Regions from separate parts of the Homo sapiens genome. Here regions 2 and 3 are each linked to region 1. The links are chromatin loops, found by intact Hi-C in ENCODE. Cell type or tissue: PC-9. All regions are shown on one strand.

Region 1 (8,000 bases):
AGAGCATTATATAAGTGTAAAATAGGCATGGTTTTGTAAGGATGTATCTTTTTAAACCTTTTTTTTTTTTTTAAACAATGAGACATGTTTCACATATCATAATTTACTCTGTACAGTTGAGCGATGTTTGGTATATTTACCAAGTTTTGCAACCATTACCACAAATCAGTTTTAGAACATTTTCATCATCTTAATAAGGACCTTTCTGCCCTTTTACTGTTAAACCCAGCAATCCTTAATCCTACTGTCTCTATAGATTTGTCTTTTCTGGACATGTCATATAAATTGAATTATACCATATGTATTATCTGTGTCTTGCTGCTTTCACGTAGCATGGTGGTTTTGAAGTTTGTCCGTGCCATAGCACTTGAGTAGTCAGTTCCTTTTTGTGCTGAATATATTCCAGTGTATGGATATGCCATACATTTTATCTATCCATTCACCAGTTGATGAGCATTTGTGAATAATGCTACTATGAACATTCACATGCAAGTCTTTGGACATATGTTTTCATTTCTCTTGGGAATAAGGGTATATCTTTTAATTATAAAAGTACTTCATGCCTATTCTGAAAAATTATTTATTTACGGAAGTATAAAACTTGGTAAATCAAAGTTACCTCCTTAATTCAACTTCTCAGAGGTAGTGATGTTAATAATAATCATTATCATCTTCTATATCTTCTGAGCATTTGCTATATGGCAGGTACCTTATTTATATATATTCATTTATATTGTGCTACCTTATTTGTGTGTAATCAGTTATATTTATATATGTATATAAAACAATAAAACAAATTAATTGAATTTTCTTTTTTTTGGAGATGAAGTTTCGCTCTTGTTGCCCAGGCTGGAGTGCAATGGCGCAATCTTGGCTCACTGCAACCTCTGCCTCCCAAGTTCAAACGATTCTTCTGCCTCAGCCTCCCAAGTAGCTGGGATTACAGGCATGCACCACCATGCTTGGCTAATTTTGTATTTTTAGTAGAGACGGGGTTTCACCATATTGGTCAGGCTGGTCTCGAACTCCTGGCCTCAGGTGATCCACCTGCCTCGGCCTCCCAAAGTGCTGGGATTACAGGCGTGAGCCACCTCAGCCAGCCAATAAAATAAATGAATTGAATTTTCATCATAATCCTTTGAAGGCAATATGTGCCCCCCTCCCTATTTTACAGATAAGGAAACTGAAGTTTGAGGATGAAGTGTAAAGTCACACTTCTAGTAAGCAGCAGGCCAAAACTGAAACCTGGGCAGTCTGATGTATACTCTGGTTCTAGACTTTCCAAACATGCAGTTTTTTTAAAAAAAGTAAAAATTATAGTCCAGGTATGGTGGCTCATGCCTGTAACCCCAGCGCTTTGGGAGGCCAAGGCAGGCAGATTGCTTGAGCTCAGGAGTTTCAGACCAGCCTGGGAAACGTGGTGAAACACTATCTCTACAGAGATACAAAAATTAGTCAGGTGTGGTGGCAGGCGCTTGTAGTCCCAACTACTTGGTAGGCCAAGGCAGGAGGATCACTTTAGCCCAGGAGGCGGAGGTTGCATTGAGCCAAGATTGCGCCACTGCACTCCAGCCTGGGCGACAGAGGGAGACCCTGTCTCAAAAAAAATTTTTTTTTTAATTAAAATTACATACTTAATTGTGTAGCTTGTTTTATTTCACTTAATTTGTGTTAGAGATTGTTCCATGATATGATTCATGGATCTGTCTCATTGTTTTAACGAATGGTTGCGTTAATAGATATGCCAGGATTTATTTCATTCATCTTTTGTTGGTGGGAATTAGATTGTTTTTATTTGTTCTCTATTATGAATAGGGCTGCAGTGAATATCCTTGTATAATACTTTGCTTACTTATGGCATTACTTTTGTAGCGTAAAACCCTGGAAGTGGAATTTCTAGGTGAAAGAGTTTATCCATTTGAATCTTGGTGCTGCTAAATTCGTCCTCCCCCAAATGGTGGTAAATACTGCTCCCACCCCTACTCTCCTACCACCTCAACTCTGCAATCAGGGTGTAAGAGAGCCTGCTTTCCTATTCTCACCAATGCTGTATTATTTATTATGACTGTAGTGTGGGCTGTGATACAGATCATATAAATGTTCCAGGGAGAAGTTAGCATATCAGTGGCAGTGAACAAATGGCAAATAATAGTTGTTGTGTCTCGCCTCTTGATAGGTAAGGATGTGGTATTTCCCTAGACCTTCAAGAGCTGAAATATCGAGTGGCCCAAACTTTAGTTCAGATTAATTTAGGATGACTCACTTGGTTAATGATCTAAAGTGAACACTGTTGGAGACATTTCAACCATAGTGATTTCTGTTTTCTTTGACCTGTAACCTAACTGCTCTGGGCTCGTGGTTACCTTTCTTTTTCCTTTATTCTATTTTTTTTATTTTTTGAGATAGAGTCTCACTCTGTTGCCCAGGCTGGAGTGCAGTGGTGCAATCTCGGCTCAATGCAACCTCCGCCTCCCGGGTTCAAGTGATTCTCCTGCCGCAGCCTCCTGAGTAGCTGGGATTACAGGCACATGCCACCACGCCCATCTAATTTTTTGCATTTTTAGTAGAGATGGGGTTTCATTATGTTGTCCAGGGTGGTCTCGAACTTTTGTCCTCAAGTGATCCGCCTACCTCAGCCTCCCAAAGTGCTGGGATAACAAGTGTGAGCCACCGTACCTGGCCATGGTTACCTTTCAACTCATTGCTGCTTACAGTATCCTTCCCTTGCCCCCAGCTCAGTTTAAAATGAAGCCAAGTAAAGGGAATGAGAAACCAGACATTTGTGATGGATATGTAGGTTTGCCCTTTCCATTCTTTCTTTCAACAGAAACTGCCAAAATGAGGCCAGCAGCATAATGCATCGCCTGTTTAGTCTCCCCAGGGGTTGGGCTTCAGTAATCTTTGTTGCTTGGCAAGATTCTAGTTGATAAAGGTTTGGCATGGCCAGTATATATACCTGTTTAAGAGGAGGTGACTTTTTTTTATCTTGGTGCCAGTTAAGGAATCAAGGACACTGAGTGTTAGGTGTTGCTAGTTGTGGATAATCCCAGTTATCTTGCAGGTACGAGGGTCTGCCATACCTCCCAAATTTTGGAAGCCCTGGTTAGCATGTTCTGTGGATTTTGCCTTTGTCTTCTGATCACTTTTCTTCACTCCCCAGGCTTAATGTCTGCATCCTGAGGCCTTGTTGGTCTGGGGGATGCTGCCCTCTGCTGGTGGACTCTAGGACACCCACAGCGGTTTGGATGGGTCCAATCACTAGGGGAACTGACAAAGCTGTAGGGAGCCACTCATAAAGCTTTCTATAGTTTCCAACTTCATAACCCAGCCCTAAGACTTTTTCCTTTGAAAATAGCTCATCAGACACTAGAAAAGATACAAGTACAGAAACTTTCCCTGTAGCATTATTTGTAGTGGCCAAATAATAACACCTAGGTGCCCTGCGCTAGCTAATTGTGTTTCCATTCAGTTGACTGGCTTACAGCTGCTGAAATTGACTATATAAAAGACAAAAATAGAATGAAAATATTTACCACAAAACAAAAACCAGGCAGAATATACCAATTGCAGCCATTGAAGAAATGCCTTATGTAGGATAAGGGCCACCCGGGAATCTTCAAAATTGGCTCTCAAAGCTGGAGTGATTTCCTTTTATGTTAGTGGTGCTAATAAACAACGGGAGGGAGGAATTAGCTGAATGATTGGCAGCCTGGCTGAAATCTAGAATGAGTGACTTGCAGATTGACTGGGTGAAGTCTAAAAGTCTGGTTTCTAATCTCCTTACCCATCTCTCCATCTTGGCTCTTCCTCTACTGATCAGTATTTAGGTTTCTTCTGACTTTTTAAAATTGTAATAAATGTGCCTTATACGTATATTTTTGTGAACATGTGTATTTCTCTAAGATGGAGAGAAGTGGTATTTTTGGGTCACAGGGTGTGTGTAGTTTAAATGTTGGTAGATCCTGTAAGCTGTTTTCAAGTTGTACATCAACCACCAGCATTGTATGAGCATACCCATTTCTTCAAAACTTCACCACTGAAATATACCACTATTTTTAATTTTTTGCCAATCTGATGAGAAATGGTTTATAATGGTTGCTTTACTTTTGAGTTTTTATTAGTGACCTTTTCACTGTTACTCATTCTAATCATATTAGGGCATCTTTGCCTGGTCATATTCTTTGTCCATTGGGTGGTTTGCTTGTCTTTTTCCTACTGATTTTTAGGAACTCTTTATGTTTTGTAAATACTAATATATGTGTGTGTATAAGTATGTATATATATTTTGGGATCTTTGCCTTTTAGAAGTTAGACCTTTATATAGATGCAGATCTGATCATCATTTCTTTAATGATATCTGGATTTCATGTTATGCTTAGAAAGACACCCCCTCAGTATATTATAATATATATGTTTTTGTTTATGTGGTTGTGGGATTGTGATTAGTTCTAGTTCTTTTCTTTTTTTTTTTTTTTTTTTGAGATGGAGTCCCGCTTTGTCGCCCAGGCTGGAGTGCATTGGCGCGATCTTGGCTCACTGCAATCTCCGCTTCCCGAGTTCAAGCGATTCTCCTGCTTCAGCCAGTGGAGTAGCTTGGGATTACAGGCATGCGCCACCATGCCTGGCTAATTTTTGTATTTTCAGTAGAGTTGGGGTTTCACCATGTTGGTTGGCGAGGCTGGTCTTGAACTCCTGGCCTCAGGTGATCTGCTCACCTCGGCCTCCCAAAGTGCTGGGATTACAGATGTGAGCCACTGCGCCTGTCCAATTAGTTCTTTTCTATCTCAGGAAATTTCTGTTTCATGAGCTGCCAACAAGTTTTATGGCCAAATAAAACTTGGTTTTAAAACAGAAATGAGCTGGGCGTGGTGACTCACGCCTGTAATCCCAGCTTTGTGAGGCTGAGGCAGGCAGATCACCTGAGGTCAGGAGTTCAAGACCAGCCTGACCAACATGGTCATGGAGGTTGCAGTGAGCGGAGATTGTGCCACTGCACTGCAGCCTGGGCTACAGAGCGAGACTCTGTCTCAAAATAAATAAATAAATAAATAAATAAAACCTAAGATTGTACAAGTACTAAGTGGCAAAGTTTTTCTGGCTCCAAACATTCTAGCTACTGCTCATTTTAATTGTCTGAATTCCAGGAACATGTAAATTTTAACCTATAATCAGTCTTCTCTTGTTCAGCTCTTTGACAAAAGCCTTGTGACTCAGTGTCTGCTTACCAAGTTTTGTATCATTCTGGGAAAAAAAAAAAGGCAAAAACCCTTATATTTCACAAGGATTTGTTAGGTGCTTTGTGGGGGAATGGAGAAAGTTGGAAGGTTGGGATAATTAGGATTACGAAATAGTTGAAATAAATATTGTGTTGCTACTGATTATAATAACCTTTGCTAGTTTCCAGTGTTTGACCTCTATAGAATTCACCATATACACATGCAGGATTTTAAAGGTGCTATATGGGCCTTTAAGAGACCAGGATTTTACTTCTCAGTTTTGTACCTGGTGCCCACGCTGGAACCCCAACTATATGTGCCTACTCCAGTTTCCTCTCAGAGGCCTATTATCATTTTGCTGAGTGTTGATTTTCAAATCATTATGACTAGTTGTGAAACACTTACTGTAAAAAGCATCCTACCCATTTTGCTTAATTTATCTTTCTAATTAGGGCATTGTAATGATGGAATTACATTCTATGCAGTTTTTAATGCATTAGCCTGGAAGTTCAGCAATTTCTTTTTATGCTGCATTCATCTGAGCATTCTCAAAGTTACATGATAAAGAATCTAAGCTCTCCAACTTTGTATTAACTTGATCTGAATAGAAACATTCAGTGGAATCCAACTATCTTATTTGTGTGAAAAGTGAACCTCACCAGGACTGAGTAAACACCATTAAAAGAGCAATACCAGGCTTTGAATCCAGTTATATCACTGGGACCACAAGGGCAAATAAGATTGTGAAGAGCCATTTTTCCAGGAATAGGCTTGCAAGGATTGTCTTTAATGCATTTGAGTGTCTCTTGCAAAGAAGAAGGACATGGTAAATGGGAAGGTCTGTTTGGGCAGAGTTGCAGAGACTTGAAAAGCACCAACAAAAAAAGAAAATTTCAGTGTGGTAGCCAGTTCATTGAGGAGGGGTTATGATGATATTATCTTTACAGTCATTTTTGTGCCAAGCTGATTTACAAAGGGAATTTTTGCATATAGTGGCGGACTTTTGTCTATGTCAAGAGGAGCCTAAGGCAGAGTATATTTTTAGGATCTATTCTCTCAACCCGTTGGAGTTGCCTCTCTGGCTCCTGCTGACTTATCCATCTCTCATGCCACAAACCTGCCATCACCACCTGTCTTAGATTCTATCATTTATAGATTGAATAGGACAAACAGCTAATCTGATAAGTGAATCAGTGCTCTTAGAATACCCGAGGGCCAGTTGTTGGGGGATATATAAATGCTAATTAGGACTTTCAGGAAATAAATTCTCTAACTTTGAAAGTTTTTCATTCTGGCTGGTGGAGACAGAAACTATTCTTGGCCCTATGGAGCCCCAGAATTGTTCCCTCTACTCCTTTGGGATGATTTTTTCCCTGGCTTTGGGTAATTTTTCTCGTATATGTGCACTGATCAGTCCTCAGCTGAAGACTTGGAGGACCCCTCTGCAGATCTCAGCTGTGCTCTCTCTGCATAGCCCTCTCCCTCCTAGCCCTCTTCTTTGTGAACTCCAGCTGCCCTGCCTCCTGGACTCCCAGCTTCTAATCCTCAACTCTTGGGACTGTTGAGCTCTACCTGGGTTCTCCCTTCCTGTGCTCTAGGCTGGAAACTCAGGGCTTCGGTGGGTATTTGTAGGACTTCCCTTATTTGTTTCCTCTTTCTCTGGAGTCACTGTCTTTGGCCGCCTGAGGTCCAGTACCTGAAAATCATTGTTTTATATGGTTTGTCCAGCTCTGTAGTTGCCCCAGCCAGGTGACCAAATCTGGTCCCCATTACTCCATCTTGGCTAGGGTGGCAGAAGTCCATCTGTAAACTTTTATATACTTTTAAATATATGTTTTTGTAAATGAGATCAAACTGATTCTTTTCATTAACAAGATATTATAGACTTCTTTATGCCAGTAATGTTCTTTGTATTATACAGATTTATTAGCCATCCCCCTATTGATTGCAAAGTTTGAGCTTTTCTTTTAATTTTTATTTACTTATTTATTTTTTGTTTTGTTTGAGATAGAGTCTTGCCCTGTCACCCAGGCTGGAGTGAAAGTGGCTTGCTCACGCCTCAGTGCAGCCTCAACCTCCCAGGCTCAAGCGATCCTCCCACCTCAGCCTCCCTAGTAGCTTGGACTACAGGTGTGTGGCACCATGCCTGGCTAATTTTTGTGTTTTTTATTTTTATTTATTTTTTTAGAGACGGTCTTGTCATGTTGCCCAGGCTGGTCTCAAACTCCTGGGCTCAAGCAATCTGCCCACCTTGGCCTTCAAAAGTGGTGGTATTATAGGTGTGAGCCACCACACCAGGCCTTAATTTTAATTTTAATTTTAATTTTATTTTAGAGACAGGGTTGCTCTCTTGCCCATGCTGGAGTGCAGTAGCACCTTCTTAGCTCACTGCAGCATCAAACTTCTGGGCTTAATTGGTCCTTCCGTGTCAGCTCCCAAATAGATGGGACTACAGGTATGTGCCACCACATCCAGCTAAATTTTAAATTTTTTGTAGAGATAGGGTCTCACCATGTTGGCCAGGCTGGTCTCAAACTCCCGGCCTCAAGCGATCCTTCCTCTTCAGCCTCCCAAAGGCTGGGATTACAGGTATAAGCCACCACTCCTGGCTTTGAATTTTAAAATTTATTTAGCTACTATATACAGTACTGCCATGAATATCTTCTCACTCCTGCACAAGTACTTCTGTAAGGTACATTCCTAGAATTAGAACTGCTATATTAAATGGCATGGGCATTTTAAAGCATGGGCTTGGCTTTAATAAATAATGCCAAAAATAACCTC
Region 2 (8,000 bases), 160 kb before region 1:
CCACCATGCTTGGTCTCATTTTCTTCATAGAATTTATTGCTCAATGGGACTGTCTTTCTTGTTGGTGTGTTTGTTTCCTTGTGTTGGAGCATGACTTCCTAGGGCACATTCTTAGTTTCTCCCCATGAACATTGAACTCAGTGGTTCTCAAAGTGTGGTCCTTGGTCTCAGCCTCCGCATCATCGGATAACTTGTTAAAAATGCAAACTCTCCCAGCCTGGGCAACATGGTGAAAACTCGCCTCTACTAAAAATACAAAAATTAGGCTGATGTGGTGGTGCATGCCTATAATCCCAGCTACTCGGGAGGCTGGGGCAGGAGAATCGCTTGTGAACCCGGGAGGCAGAGGTTGCAGTGAGCCGAGATGGCACCACTGCACTCCAGCCTGGGCAAGAGTGACACTCTGTCTCAAAAACAAACAAACAAACCCAAAAAACAAAACTTAGCTGGGCGTGGTGGCACATGCCTGTAGTCCCAGCTACTTGGGAGGCTGAGGCACAAAAATCACTTGAACCCAGGAGGCAGAGGCTGTAGTGAGCCAAGATCGTGACACTGTACTCCAGCCTGGGTGACAGAGCGAGACCTTCTCAAAGAAAAAAAAAAGAAAAAGAAATGCAAATTCTTAGGCCCCACTACAGACTCACAAAATCAGAAACTCTGGGCATGGAGTCCAGCAATCTGTGTTTTAACACACCCTCCAGGGCTCCAGGGGGCTTAGGGTTTGAGAACCACTGACCTGGCACAAGGTACGGTGCTCTACAACTCTCAGCTGAATTAAAGAACCCTGTGCAAAGCACACACTGAGTACAAATAAGCTGCTGCTGCTTCTTTTTTTTTTTTTTTTTCTTGAGACAGAGTCTTGCACTGTCGCCCGGGCTGGAGTGCAGTGGCGCAATCTCGGCTCACTGCAATGTCCGCCTCCCGGCTTCAAGCAATTCTCCTGCCTCAGCCTCCCAAGTAGCTGGGATTACAGGTGCCTGCCGCCACGCCCAGCTAATTTTTTGTATTTTTAGTAGAGACAGGGTTTCACTATGTTGGCCAAGCTGGTCTCAAACTCCTGACCTCGTGACCCGCCCACCTCGGCCTCCCAAAGTGCTGGGATTACAGGCATGAGCCACTGTGCCCATCCACAAATAAGCTTCTTCTATAACTAGAGATCCCCTGGGAGGCATCAAAACCGGGGCTAGATTAGTGTAAAAAGTAAATATCGTGTATGTTCTTATGGACATAGACTATCTGAAAAACAATGCAAAAAGTCAGCACGGTGGTTCTAAGGAGATCCAGGGAGTAAGAACTTTCATTGCATCCTGTGGGTTTTGTAATGTGTGTGTCCTATGTATTCAAAAACGGGACAGAGCGTACTTAAAAGAAATCGAAGCCGGCAGGGGGGATTCCCTCCCCAAGCCCTTTCTTGATGAACTGCGGCCTTGCTCTGACTCTAGGCAGGACAAGGAAGAGCAAGGCTGCCGTCACTAGAGGAACTCTGCCCCCTGCTGGCTGTTCCCCCACATGACCTGATAATCTCTGGCTGCCTCCTCTTTACCCTTCTCTCTCTCAGTGGGCTCTGGTCACCACAGATTCTCCCAGCTCCTCAAATGGGCCAAGCCGTGATCTGGCTGGCCTTGGGACCTTGGCACATGCTGTTCCTTCCACCTGAAAGCCTTCCTCTCCACCTAGTCTCACTTCTAGTCATCCCTCCCGATTGAGATCAGTCAATCTGACCCGCCTCGGCCTCCCAAAGTGCTAGGATTACAGGTGTGAGCCACCATGTCCGGCCATGCCTGCCTTGTTCTTAGCTGTATCCCAGTCTGGTCCCGTCTGTCTGCTGCCTCTGGCCTCAGAACCACAGCCCCCTAAGATCCCTCCTTACCCTTAGACACATTCCTTTCCAGATCTTTTGAGTCCTGCAGGTGGTAGCAGAGTCTTTTTCATCTTTCTGAACCTGTCCCCACATTTCTAAACTGGGGGAGAAAGTATTGATTTCTTAGGATTGTTGGAAGAAATGTAGAGAGATTAGATAAAAGGCCCCATAGTAGGTGCTGGACTCATAGTGAGTGCTTAGTTCATTGGGCTGTCAATGCTTAGGACAGTGGCTGGGGTCTCTAGCACAGTCATTTCCCTTGTTTTTCTCAGTCTTGTGGTATTTGACTCCTCCCAGAAGCACTTTCAGAAGACATGCATCTGAGATTTAGAACCACTCTTTAAATAACATTAGTAAGAGGTTCCATTTATTAGGCCAGACCTTTAATTGCTTTGCAAGCATCGTTTAATTCTCATAGCATTCCTGCTAGGTAGCAACTATCATTATTACCCATCCCCTTAGAAGACAGGAAATAGAGGCTCAGAAGTCACTCACCTAAGGTTAGCTGTTTTTATCCATTCTTTCACCCAGTCAGCAATTATTGAGAGCCTACTATGTGCCAGATCTGTACTCAGCAGTTGGGGTTATGAGTGAGAATAAAGGGATGTGACTAGTCAGGGAGGTGTGGGAAGGTTTATGGAAGGAAGGGACAACAGAGCTGTAGTCTGAAGGACTGGAGGAGTTGTTTCCAGGGGCTGAGCATTTGGCTGAACTCTTCTGCCCATCTAAAGAGGGTTGACTTAGAATCTTCATCAACTACCAAAACTCCAGGGCTGCACGTTTCTGCAGTGCCACTTAGGCTCTGATGGCATCTCCAGGGACAGAGAACTCACTACCACCAGAACCTGTGACAAAAAGGTAGATTCCTGAGAAAGGCCAGATGGTCCTGACTTTTTTTTTCTTTCTTTTTTTTTTTGAGACGGAGTTTTGCTCTTGTTGCCCAGGCTGGAGTGCAATTGCGCCATCTCGGCTTACCGCAGTCTCCGCCTCCTGGGTTCAAACGATTCTCCTGCCCCAGCCTCCTGAGTAGCTGGGATTACTGGCATGCGCCACCACGCCTGGCTAATTTTGTATTTTTAGTAGAGACGGGTTTTCTCCATATTGGTCAGGCTGGTCTCGAACTCCTGACTTCAGGTGATCCGCCCGCCTCAGTCTCCCAAAGTGTGGGGATTACAGGCATGAACCACGGCGCCCAGCAAGGTCCTAAAGTATTTTAGAACCCACAGCTGAGGGAATGGCAGGCCGTCCTCTCTTAGTCACAGGGTTTAGCTCCTGAAACACTGCTACCTAGCAGAGGGGATCTAGTTGTCCCTCGGTGGAAGGTATTAAGGAAGATGCCACTGAAGAAACATTTGAACAGGATCTTGAAAGATGAATAGGAGTTTGGGAGTGGGTCAGGTGAAGTCAGCCGCGTTCCAGCTTGAAGGAGCCAAGGATTAAGGTTCTGGTGTGTGACAGAATGGAGCTGGAATCCCCATCACTTCTGGTGGACTTCATCAGTGCTGGAAAGGGACAATATTGTTGCTATCTCATAGAGCAGGTATGAGGTTTAGACGGCAGAGCGTTAATGTAAGTCTCCCAGATTACGTATGAAATACAGTTTCACCAGGGTTGGTAAGGTCCAGTTGCCCCCAAGTGCAGAGAAGCGTTGCAACTTTCGTAGCAGGTGAGGGACGGGGTATGGTGCGAAATGTGGGCAAGGGTCAGGCCAAGCAGGGATGCGAATGCCAGGACGAGGACTTAAAATTAGGCAAAAAAAAAATAAAAGGGCTAAGGGATTGGTGGGGCGGGTGGGGCAGGAGAGGGCGAATGAGCGGCCACCGAGGAAGCTGCAGCATAATCCGGCAGAGCAGAAGTGGGCAAAGCACCAACGTTCTCGTTCTTTGTCTTCAAGTGGGCCAGGTAGGCCTTAGACCCTTGGCGGCAGCAGCGAAATCCTTTCCCGATGGGGTCGCCGAAGACGGACACCCCGGCGGGCCTAGTGACCGGTGGCCGCGCGCCACCTGGTGGCCGCAGCGGGTGGATTCGGCCGGGAGCCGCTGCAAAATTCGGGATTTTGCTTCCGGAAAGCTTCGGGAAACTGAGGTGGGAGGGGCAGGGGTTTGCGATCTTCCAACTTGATCCTGTCCTTATTCCAACCCCCTTTTACAGATAGGGAAACTGAGGAAAGGGGAAGGCAAACAAGGCTGGGCAAGGGATCCCTCTTAAACGGAAGGTTTCAAGACACCTGGGGTCAAGAGCCTAGGGCTTTCTTTAATAGCCCCAATGGCCCGGAGCTTAGTTTGCCCATCTGTTCTATGGGCAGGGGGAAAATGAAAGGGGAGGAGGGGAAACTTTAGTCTTTGCCGCCCACCCGGAGGTAAAAAGTCTTTAAAGACTACCCCGGAAAGAAGAGTTTTATATATTCCATTTGCATACGAACGCAGTCACCTCGAGTTAAACTCCGGTCCTTTAATCTCCGGTCCAATTTGTCCCGCAGCGGCAGGGAGAGGCCCACGTGAGTACCTTCAAGCCCCGCCTCCAGGGCCCCGCCCACAGGGCTGGGCTTCGTTGCACGTGCTCACCCGGCTGCCTCGCGATCCACCTCCTCGCAAAGACTCATTGTTGGGGTGGGGGGTTACGAGGACTCTTAGGGAACTTTGATCAGGTAGAAATCACAATCAAGACAAGGCCCGGAAGTATCCGCTTACTACATAGACATCAAACGCTTTGTCATGGTTCTTGATATTGACAGACTTTAGCTTTCCCTTCTCAGGACTTCTTATCCCTCCTTCCACCCCTTCAGTTGGTGCGGTCGGCGTGGCCGGCCTCGCTGAGCGGACTCCAACTTCCAGCGTGCCCCGCAGGGCCTTGCGCGGCAGCGGCGTGTGACGTCAGGGGAGGGAGCTGGCCAGTGCTGAGGGGGCGCGGCGCGGAGGGGCGCGGAGCGGCGCGGAGCCGGGCGGCTCGGGGCCCAGAGAGAGCCGCGGCCGGGAGCTCGCGGGCTCCTGACAACCTCCTCCCCTCGGCGGACGACGACCACGGCGACTAGGGCGCCGGTCATGGCGGAGCAACAAACCCGGCGCGGACCCTAGGCACCACCGCATGGAGCGGGACGAACCGCCGCCTAGCGGAGGGGGAGGCGGCGGGGGCTCGGCGGGGTTCCTGGAGCCTCCCGCCGCGCTCCCTCCGCCGCCGCGCAACGGTGGGTGAGGGGCCTGCGACGCCCGGGCCAGGCAGGAACCGGCTTCCTGAGCCTCCGCCAGGGATCCCCCTCCTCTCTGCCGACCCTCGCCCTGGGAAGCCGCAGCGGCCCCGCGGCCCCTTAGGGTGGCCCTTCACCCCGTTCCCCGTTGGCGCGGACCCTCCCTCTCCTCCCCGGTCTCGCTCAGGGTGGATCCTCCTCCTTCGTCCCTGTTCCCTTCTGCGCGGACCCTCCCCCTGCCCGGGTCCCTGGGCACCGAGCTTCATTTCCCCCTCCCCCCGTCCCCTCTGCACAGGCTTCCCCTCCCCCCGTCCCCTCAGCACCAATCCTCCCTCCTCCCCCCGGGTCCCCTCCCCCTGTCTTCCCAGCACCGAACCTTCCCCTCCCCCCGGGCTCCTCAGGTTGGAAGTCCCCACCGCGGTCCGTCAGTGGGGGCATCCCCTCACTCGGGTTCCCTTAACGCAGAGCCTCTCTTTTCCCCTACAGGGGTTCCTCCTCCCACCGAGGACGCTCCCTTCTTGCCCTGTTGACCCGACTCCACAGCACCCTTGTACCGCTCAGCTTTCTAGAGCGTTTTCCTCTTCTGCAGCCTCGAGCGTTCTTCCTTGAATACTACGAGCCCCCCACCTCTGCCGAACCCCCGTTCGCTAGACATCCCCCAGTCGTTTCCTTTTTCGGACCCCTTCGCGCCTCCTGCTTCCCCTGCGCCTCACCTTCCTCAACGCCCCGCGCGCTCTGGCCGGTCTCCGCCCCTGCTCAGCTCCCCTCTCCGCCAGGCAACGGCTTTCCCTGGCCGAGGGCTCCAGCCCGCCCCGGGGCCCCGGACACCTGCCTCCTCCCGGCTTCTGCCCGGCAGGTCCCGGTCCCCACCTCTTAGTCTCAGTTCTCCTCTTTCTTGTCCCGATCCGGGACCTTGGGAGCTGAGAATCCCTCACCTGGCCCGGCCCTTCCTACCGCTCGTCCCTCGCCCCCTCGCCCGGGCCGGGTCCTCAGGTTCCTCGGGGCTTCCTCGCCCTCCTCCCCTTCGCTCCCTCCCCCTGCGGGGTGTTTTATTTGTATCTGTTTGATATTTTCCTCCTCGGTGTTTGCCGCGGAATGTTTTTATTGGTAACGTGTTAGGAGCTTTTGTGAGGTCGTAAAAGGTGAACTTTTGAACTTGGAAAGCGCCCTGGAGCAATTAGCGCAGGCGATCGCCCCGGGAGGCCTGCATTACAAAGGGTGCTCGCACCGGCCGGCAAACGCTCCGGCGGCAAACCCGATTTATTTATTTGCCCTGTTTTCCACCTTTCACATCTCCTCATTTCCGAATAAAGGGAGGCTCTCAGAGATCAGTGCCTCCTCCCCTCGCTGCGCCATAAACTCGCAGTTCTCTGAGAGATCTAGGACCGAACAGTGTCTAACAAGTAACAGATTTCAAATTGAATGCAAACACCCGGGACAGTTAGGAGGCACTAAAAATTAACTGCTTCACCAAGAGGTTTCTCAATCAGGACAGTGACCTGGCAGGTGTGAGGAAAGTAACCTGAAAATAGGTCAGTTAGGCGCTCAATTGTTGAATGAGTGAGTAGCTACAGACGGTGGAAATCTTGGGTTGGATCCGTGCCTTCATACGTTTATTAACTAGTCAAACATTTTGTTAGTTCAGGAGATCTGGTGTTTTTTACAAAAGGGAAAAGTCCGTGTAGAAGAGAGCTTGGTTAACTTCACTTGATGTTGCTGATCTTAAAAATAATGATGTGTTTTCAGAGCTCTTTTTTTTTTTTTTTTAATTTGTGTATGATGTATGATGGCTAGGTGGCTGGCCGTTCCGTGGGCTGTCGTTGGCAACTAATTTCTGAATGTGAACATGTTTGAGATCAATAAAATTCCGTGTCACAAAGGGGGAAGCTGGAATCCAGTTAGGGTAGAAGGAGACAGTATAATAGGAACAAAGGATTTCTTTAATGCCTTTGACTTTTTAAGCTAGTTTGTGTGGAGATTTGGTTTGGTATTAATTTGTGAGTGTTGTAAATCCTGATCTAAATTTTCCCATGCTGATTTTTTTGAATCCAAACCCCAACCTATCTTATATCCCATATTAGCGTGTATATTTCTGTGATGCCTTCCTATGTGTGAATACTTCCTGTACCCACCTGTGCATATAATGTAGATGACGGATTTTACTGCAATTCAATATTTACTGCAATATTGCTTTCAATTCTACTTGAGAATAATAGTGTTGTAAGAGAAACCTAAGAACTGCATTTGTTATTAATTATTCATTAGTACATTTTAAAGAACTCAATGGTAATTTTAACTCTTAATCAGATTTCCCATTCATAGTCTCATTTCCTCAATTGGTCAGAACCATTTGAAAGAATGTTATCGAGCAATCCATTTAGACTAAGGTGGCTTTAAAGCTTTACATTAGTCTAAGTTAGTGGTACAGATGTTTTCTTTTTGCTGAAAATACAATGGGAACTTTTGGCAGCTTGATGGGCTTAAAATACACTAGACGCTAGACCGTTGTGGGATATTTTTCAGTGTAAAAACTAGCATTGTGCAATGTTTTACAATTTATGTTCATTAGCACTTATGAAGTTAACATGCTCACAGAAGAATTGCCAAAAATTTTTTTAAGTTTGCCTATGGAACAATGGGCACATTTTTTCTTTTTTGCTTCCTAATTAATATTTTTCTCCAAAAATATATGAAACTGCTTGTTCTGAGTAGAAAAGAAATGAATTATCTGTTTTTTACTCCTAGTGACTGATTTCTATTTTATATGAACTATTTTCAAGAGACAACTATACAGATAGGGGGTCTTTTGGTCTCTGTCATGAAGAAATAAACTGGAGGTGGCATTTTAGAAATGTTTTCCTACCGGAAACACCATTGATGCTGAATTTACAGTCCTTTGAATGGTTTTTATTCTGTCAGAACAGAGTTTCTTTCTAGCCTTTTGATGCACCATCA
Region 3 (8,000 bases), 64 kb after region 1:
CTGTAACAAATTACCACAAACTCAGTGCCTGAAAACAACAAAAATTTACTCTCTTACTGGAAGAGAAGCCATAAATCCAAAATCAGGTCGGGCGTGGTGGCTCACACCTCTAATCCCAGCACTTTGGGAGGCCAAGGTGTGCAGATCACTTGAGGTCAGGAATTCAAGACCAGCCTGGCCAAGATGGTAAAACCCCGTCTCTACTAAAAATACAAAAATTAGCAGGGCATGGTGGCAGGCACCTGTAATCCCAGCTACTTGGGAGGCTGAGGCAGGATAATTGCTTGAACCTAGGAGGCGGAGGTTGCAGTGAACCGAGATTGAACCACTGCACTCCAGCCTGGGTGACAGAGCAAGACTCCCTTTCAAAAAAAAAAAAAAAAAATCAGTATCCCTGGGCTGAAATGAAAGTGTTTGCAGAGCCACACTCCTTTCAGAAGCTCTAGGGGAGAATCGGTTCCTTGCCTCTTCCAACTTCTGGTGACTGCCGTCATTCCTTGGTTGGTGGCCAGTTTCTGCCTCTGTCTTCGTATCACCTTCTCTTTTGCATGTGATGTGTTTCTTCTTCTCTACTATCTTTATCAGATCTTCCTCTGCCTCTGTCTTACGAAGACACTTGTGATTGTATTTCGGGCCCACCCATATAATTCAGAATAACCCCCTACCGCAAGATTCTTAATTCAATCACATCTACAAATACCCTTTTTCCTTTATAAGGTAGCATTTTACAGGTTCCAAGGATTAGGACCTGATATCTATGGGTCGCAGTTATTCTGCTTACTATAGATGGCAATCATAAAGACTCATCTCAAAGTTGGCATATATTAAGGGCTCCAGAAATGCAAGCCACCTCCTTTCTCTGCATCCCTCCTGTATATACTACCATGACCCTCTGCTAACATTGCCTTCGAAAGCTTTTCCTTTCAGGAATGTCATTATCACATTAAATGTGTACCTGCTGGGGTAATAATAATGAAAATAATAGCTGACAGTTATCAAATGTCTATTATAGCCCACACACTGCAATGAGAACTTTATCCATGGGATATAGGTATTATTATAATCACCATTTAACAGATGAGAGAAATTAGAAAAGTAAAGAAGGTCAATTTTTCCCTAGTTCACCCAGCTAGTTTCAGAGCTAGGGTTCAAATTAGAATCTCTCTAATTATAAGCGGTCTCTAATTCATGGTATAATGATGTGCCTTTGTTTTTGTTTATTTGTTTTTTAAGAGATATGGTCTTGCCGTCGCTCAGGCTGGAATGCAGTGGTGCAATCATAGCTCACTGCAGCCTCAAACTCCTAGGCTCAAGCAGTCCTCCTGCTTCAGCCTCCTCAGTAGATGAGACTACAGGTGTGTGCCATCACGCCTGGCTCTATAACGATGTTCTTGATTATTATACCTTCCCTCTTACTCAGGAGTGAGGTTGAAATATCTGATTTCTTGTCTTGGCCTCTGATCGGAACCTTCCCTGGTGATTTCTTGTACCTGCTGGCATAGCTTCACATCACAGTTCACAGGGTGCTTTTTTGTCGTGTGCCTGCTCTTTAGCAGTTGCTTGGTCCTGAGTAAATGCAGTTTAAAGGAAGAGGAAGTGAAGAGCTATATTCTATCCTGAATTTCCTCCTTGAGTAACTTGTTTATTGCTCGTCAGTGAGTTCCATGACTCTGGGGATCATGATGATTTATTTATGTCCTAGCACAGGGCCTGGACACAGAATAGATACTCTGCTAGAGTGTAAGCTTCACCAGGGGCTTCTGTTCACTGCTGTATTTGTGCCTTACAGCAGTTCCCAGGATAGAAGAGTTGCACAGTAAATATTTATTGGCTGGATGTCTGGCTGACCGGCTTAGCTCGGTATGGTTAGAACTCAATTACAGCTGTCATTTATTGGCTGTATATCATGTGTTAGGCCCTTACATATATGGTAAGTAATCCTTACCGTGCTCCTACAGGGTAGAATTGATGGGTTATAGATGAGCAGGGTAAGGGTGATAGAGGAGTCAAAGATTCTTTCTAGGTTTCAGTCTTAGATACTGATCCAAGTGTTGATGAAACCCAGGAGGAAGAGTTTAGGTAGACTGTGTTGTGGTATCTGCAACCACAGATACAGGGACTACTCTTGGGACAAGGATCCGAAGATGGGCCCCCTGTTTGCCCTTTAGCCTGGAGATAGTGGTGGTCTTAATCTACCCAGAGCAGAGTTGCTCACTTTAGGAACTGTAGGCTTAAAGCCATTATTTCCACTGTGTTCTAACTTGAACATGATCAGTTTCTGTTTCAGATGATCGGGCTGAACAACGAACCTGTCTCATTTGTGGGGACCGCGCTACAGGCTTGCACTATGGGATCATCTCCTGTGAGGGCTGCAAAGGGTTTTTCAAGCGGAGCATTTGCAACAAACGGGTATATCGATGCAGTCGTGACAAGAACTGTGTCATGTCTCGGAAGCAGAGGAACAGGTGCCAGTACTGCCGCCTGCTCAAATGCCTCCAGATGGGGATGAACCGGAAGGGTGAGTGGTGCTGATGGCTCTGATGGCCCATCCTTCATTCAAAACTTTACCTTTAGTGTCAGCTGTTTAGTTACTTATTCCTCAAGCTTGCACTACATATCAGGCCTTATAGTTTGTACTCATAACCAAAAATGAACCATTCTTGCCTATAAGACCTTCCTAAACTAGGTGGGGGGAAGAAAACTAGTGAGATGTTAAGGTGGGAATGAGTGCACAGGCCCTGTGTGACCAAGAACCCACTTAACAATCAGGTCTTAACTGGGATTAATATACTTCACTAGTTATTTCAGGAATGATGACAGAAGTAGAAATTTTTGGATGAAAAGGCATGAGGTAGGAGATTGCTGAATGCGGTATCATTTTGTTTGCTAGAACCACGGTGTACTCAGAGGCTAGGCATGCTCAGAAGTCTGTGTCTAGGTTGGTGAGGAGTTTGGAATTTATTGGGAAGCTTTCCAAGAGCCATTAGCCTGAGATAATATGAACAAACTGACGTTCTAGTAGGATGAATATGAAGGGCTGTTTTGGAGGGTGAATTGGGGCAGGGGAAACAGAAAACCACCTAGAAAGTTTTTAGTAGAGTCTAGAAGGAAATCTGAAGGATCTGAAGGAACGGGGGAAATAATGGCACACAGAGATGTTGAAGAAACTCATCTGATAGGAGTTGGTGACATACTGAATATTGAGCAGCACCAGAAGTTGAAATCGAGGATGTGGATTAAGAGTAATGACCTTACCAGGGAGAAAAAAACGAAAAAAAAAAAAAAAAAAAAAAAAAGTCAAGCTAAAAAGCAGGGTGATTTCTCTATAGGACCCTCTGAAAAGAAAAGAAAAAGGGTGGGGCAAAATGTTGGCCTTGGCAATACTGAGTTTGAGATACCTGAGAAGGATGCATAAAGATGTCCACCAAGGAAGTTGGTTATATAGGATTGGAACTGAGATGAAAAGTCCTGCCTGCAAACAGGCTTCATGGAGCTGTTGGCACAGAGGTGGTAGTAAAAGTCTAGTCCATAGGTGAAATCACCCACAGAGAGAGCTTAGATACAGAAGAGAGAAGGGCCGGTGTCAGAAGCCTAGAGTGGTATTCCCATGGAGAGTGGAGAGTAGAATAGAGCAGTGTCATTCAGCAGAAAGAAGAGAGGCTCTAGAGGCAAACAGACTAGCTTTTAGCTCTGTGACCTTAGGAAGTTTGCTTTATATCTCCAATATTCAATTATCTTACCTTTAAGATGGTATGTTACTTACCCTTCAGAGTTCTCTACGGGATTAAGTATGATAACATATAAAATACCCAGCAAGGTATTAGGGGTTCATAGCAGCAGTGTTCAGGGATGGGGGTGTTAGTCAGATATAGTGAACTATTCAAACTGGTTTTATAGCATTATGAATGCAGACATCCAGATATACTCAGACTGGTTTTATTGTGTATGAGATAAGAAGGACCTTTTAAAAACTTGCCCATCATGAAGAAAGGTAAGAGAGATGTGGAAGTGCATTTAGATAAATTTAGGTGGTTTATAATTTATTATAAATACTAATATTGAGCACTTATTTATGTACCCTCCATATATATATTCTACCACTGAATACATACAACAACCCTGTTATTAACTATTATCCCCAGTTTACAGATACAGCTTAGGGAGGTAAAATGAGTTAGCAATAGTTTAGGGGTGGTTATGTTGACAGTTAACAGTTAACTAAATTATAATTTGTTATTAAGCAGAGCTTGTACCTGCTTAATACGGACACGGACAATGTACTGCTTCACATGTCTACCATGTGGCATAGCTGTTTACATGTTGGAATGCCCTGTGTTTACTGGATGATGAATGCCATAGTAGGACATTTGAAGTGTTACCAAGTTTGTCCCCTGCCTGTCTTTCTAACTCATTTCTGAACACTGTGCCTCAGGGATGCCTTACACTGCTGTGCCTGTACTCAGGTTTTTTCCTCTACTTGGAGATCTTTTCCCTTCCCCACTGTCAGTTTCCTCTTATTGAAATCTTTTCCAGCCACCAATACCAAACATGTACTGTCTGAAGAGTCTGTCAACTTCCTGCCCTCACCCTGTTTTGGTTTTGGCCTCCACTTCTCTCATCTCCCTTTGTTGCCCTCACTGTGAGTATCTTATGAAAGCTTAGTTATTATGGGTTGCCTTCTTGACTGCTGTCTCTGATGAATCATCCTGCTTGTTCAGCTGGAGTGTGAGATTCTGAGGCTTCCAGCAAAACTCACCTGTTTTAGGGAAGAAGAAACTTAACCTTATAACCCCTCTGACCATAGTCAGAAGACACACGGAGTATGAGGGACAGGGAGCTAGCTGTCTCCTTAGGACTGTTTGCATGCAGAGCAGGCAGACCCAGTTGCCTGGTGAAGTCTGCGTCAGGGAGAGAAACCCTGCCACCTCCTGGTTGGTGCTGCGAAAGCAGGATTAAAATTGCAGTTGCCGTGGGAGTATTTTGGGGGTAAGGAATGTTCTGTATGGACCTGTGGTGGTTGACACATAATTCTGTGCATTTGTCAAAACCCATAGAACTTTACACCACAAAAAAATAAATGTTACTATATGTGAAAATTTGTTTAATCAGCTAGGATGTTTTGGGGGTTAAAGGGCAGAGAGAAAGAATGCACACTATGACAAATGAATCTAGCTGGTGTTACAAATTAGTCACATAACCACACTTAAGGGGTTGGAGAAAAAAGGAGCTAACCTTTGAAAAGTATTTTGACTGTATACTGTAAGGCTAAAAACAAAAAGAATTACATACAAACAAAGCACTCTAGTTTGTAAAATTTGTTTCTCTCAAGGTTATGTGTTAGGAATTTTTTCACTACTTCATTTGTATAATAGAGTAGAATCAGCAAGTAAATATATTGTGGACAATGAGAGTCAGGTTTCTCACATCAGAGAAAGAAAGAAGTTATAAATCAGCAAAGGAGAAGGCCAGAATGAATCCCCTCGTGCTAGATTGGAATCAGTGTATCAATATGTATTCGTGTTTCAGATAGATTTAAAAATACATAGATACCTTGTGTGGGTAGGTGAGTTAGTGTACATATGTATATTTCCAAGCTCTAGCCACTGAGAGGGGCTAGAAGCAGATACCCCAGGAGCAATGAGTACACCCAGCACCCAGATCTTGGCTTCCAAATATCAATGAAAGGAATGAGGACTCATTGGAAAACTGGTTGATTCCAAGGCTGGGGTAGGGGAAATATAAAATGATCCTGGAGCATCTTAAGGGGCCAGCAAGCTAGGAAGTGCTTTCTAAAAAAAGAAAGGAAGCATATCAAAGGGCACAGAAGCCAACCTGAAAGAACTTCTGATGGCCAACGGTGGAACAACTTGAGGAACAATAACTGTAGGATTAATTTATAACCCAAAGGATAAAAATATCCATGAGTTCATACCGAAAGGAATAAGTGAATAAATAAAGAGAAGTGATCATTTTTCCTTTAAGTGAATTCTGATTAACAAATGTAGAAGGAGGCCAGGCTTAGTGGCTCACACCTGTAATCCCAGCACTTTGGGAGGCCAAGGCAAGAGGATCACTTGAGCCCTGGAGTTCAAGACCAGCCTGGGCAGCATAGTGAGACTCCATCTCTAAAAATATAAATATAAATATAAATGTAGAAGGAATGAGGGAAATAGAAAAATCACCATTAGGGCTGGGCACAGTGGTTCATGCCTGTAATCCCAATACTTTGGGAGGCCGGAGCAGGTGGATTGCTTAAGCTCAGGAGTTCAAGACCAGCCTTGGTATCATGCTGAAACCCCGTCTATACAAAAAAAAAATACAAAAATTAGCTGGCGCGGTGGCATGTGCCTACAGTCCCGGCTACTCTGGAGGCTAAGGTAAACCTGGGAGACGGAGGTTGCAGTAAGCCAAGATCATGCCATTGTACTCCACCCTGGGCAACAAACCAAAAAAAAAAAAAAAAAAAAAAATTCACCATTAGAACATCACAGTAATAATTGCGACAAGCAAAACCTACTAATGGATGCTAAATAAGTGGCATCAGTGTCAACAGAAACAGAATATTTGCATAGTCTGCAAATATATAGTAATTACAAAGGGAAAAATAGTAAGTTTATTTAGAGAATTCTGACAGACATAACTTTAGCCAAGTGATCAAGATTAACAGTACCAATAAAACACACCAACATTGTATATACCCCCTGATATGAAACACTGAGAAGGTCACACATATACACACACAGAGAGGTAAGTTCACTCAATCTAATCCTGAGAAAACAAACAAGCCCATATTGAGGGACATTCTTCAGAATAACTGACATTTGACAAAATACCCATTTGAAAAGTGTCAAAGTCACAAAAAAACAAGGAAAGACTGAGCTGTCACAGATTGGAGAAGACTATGAAGGCATGACAGCTAAATGCAATGTGGGCCCCTGGATTGTGTTCTGGAACAAAAGATATCAGTGAAACAACTGGAGAAATCAAAATAAAGTATGTACTTTGGTTAATAGTATTGTACCAAGGTTAATTTCCTAGTTTTGATGACTAGACATGATTATGTCCATTGTTAAAAGGAGGAGGGTGTATGGGAACTCTCCATACTATTTTTGCAACTCTTGTATAAAGTCTAAACTTACCTCAAAATTTAAAAAATTAACTATTAAAAAAATGCAGCTGCCATTTGTGGCTGGGGCTTTTTCACCTATGTGCAAGACAGCTCTCTGTTGTTCTCCATCTTTGGATATGGAACTGAGTATCTTTTCAGACCTGAAAGTTGGCTGGTCAGAAAACTCCTTAGCAAAGCAATGAGGAAGATCTAAAGAAGGGTGGTGAATGGAGACTGGGCCCTGTCTGTCCATCCCCACTACTGCACTAGTATCCCCCATGTATGTTCCTTACCCATCTTGCAGTCTTCGGGATAAAGTCAGGCTCCTTAAGGTGATTTTCAAGGCCCCTCTGACACTGGCATCAGCCACCTGATCCCTTTCCTTCTCCATTTGGTGTTCCCCACTCACAATCTGCATTCCATCCTAGTTCTTCAAAAACCCAGTGATGTTTCCTGTTTTGCACATGTGGTTTCATCTGCCTGGAAGAAGAGGGGGTTTAAACATCCACCCCTTCTTCTACTCCTGACTTCAAGGTTCAGCGTTTATTTGTAACATCCTCTAAGAAGCCTTCTCTGACACCATCCCCCACCAGATAACCCTCCTGTGCTTCCACAGCTTTTTTGCATGCCTTCTGCCATAACCCTGGTCATCTTGTGTTATCTTTCTCTGTTCACTCATCTGTTTCCCTCATTATTAGACAATGAGCCCCTCAAGGGCCATGATCAAGTCCTACTTTTCTGTTGGTCCTTCAGCAAATAACTCAGTAGTGATAGGATGCTCCCTGGTTAGATGGATTGACTGTGATGGAGGGCCATGGCAGGAAGTGGGATGGGGAAAATATTGTCAGAGGAGAAATGAGGATACAGTCAGCTTCGTGGCGGGTGGTGGGGG

The links. A loop is a pair of places that touch in the nucleus more often than their neighbours do. Peaks named below come from ENCODE experiments on the same cell type or tissue, not always from the same donor. Only the 100,000 strongest peaks of a DNase experiment are listed, where the experiment ranks them.
Region 2: a loop joins it to region 1, with 7 times the contacts of the local background. A loop is called at or near these places in 11 of 110 quality-filtered maps.
Region 3: it touches region 1 in a loop (9-fold over the local background); 19 of 110 quality-filtered maps call a loop at or near these places.

What each region holds. Positions count from the first base shown.
Region 1 is chr9:124,612,882-124,620,881 of GRCh38, reverse strand. The region is part of intron 2 of NR6A1 (nuclear receptor subfamily 6 group A member 1); the gene reads left to right. Among named protein-coding and RNA genes, the nearest start is that of MIR181A2HG, 42 kb to the left of the region's middle. RefSeq lists an enhancer at 2,732-3,233. In PC-9, a CTCF peak has its summit at 3,202 (motif pointing left); DNase peaks (open chromatin) are centred at 2,251, 2,911 and 3,181; H3K27ac peaks cover 1,419 bases.
Region 2 is chr9:124,768,065-124,776,064 of GRCh38, reverse strand. NR6A1 (nuclear receptor subfamily 6 group A member 1) reads left to right here and starts at 4,754. Exons shown (of 10, transcript NM_033334.4): 1 at 4,754-5,045. The coding sequence starts at 4,946. LOC124900274 (a long non-coding RNA gene) reads left to right here and starts at 5,585. Exons shown (of 2, transcript XR_007061773.1): 1 at 5,585-8,000. It overlaps LOC107987126 (a long non-coding RNA gene), which reads right to left and starts at 4,708. Exons shown (of 2, transcript XR_001746926.3): 1 at 4,292-4,708; 2 at 2,228-3,363. RefSeq lists enhancers at 4,355-4,614, 4,405-4,972 and silencers at 4,685-5,264, 5,805-6,054. In PC-9, CTCF peaks have their summits at 1,277, 1,486 (motif pointing left), 3,645 and 3,852 (motif pointing left); DNase peaks (open chromatin) are centred at 1,494, 4,394, 4,694, 6,204 and 2 weaker places; H3K4me3 peaks cover 4,377 bases; H3K27ac peaks cover 2,636 bases.
Region 3 is chr9:124,548,846-124,556,845 of GRCh38, reverse strand. It overlaps NR6A1 (nuclear receptor subfamily 6 group A member 1), which reads left to right. Exons shown (of 10, transcript NM_033334.4): 3 at 2,276-2,518. Among named protein-coding and RNA genes, the nearest start is that of NR5A1, 45 kb to the right of the region's middle. RefSeq lists an enhancer at 4,938-4,987. In PC-9, CTCF peaks have their summits at 4,732 and 4,940 (motif pointing left); DNase peaks (open chromatin) are centred at 4,785 and 5,175; H3K27ac peaks cover 1,784 bases.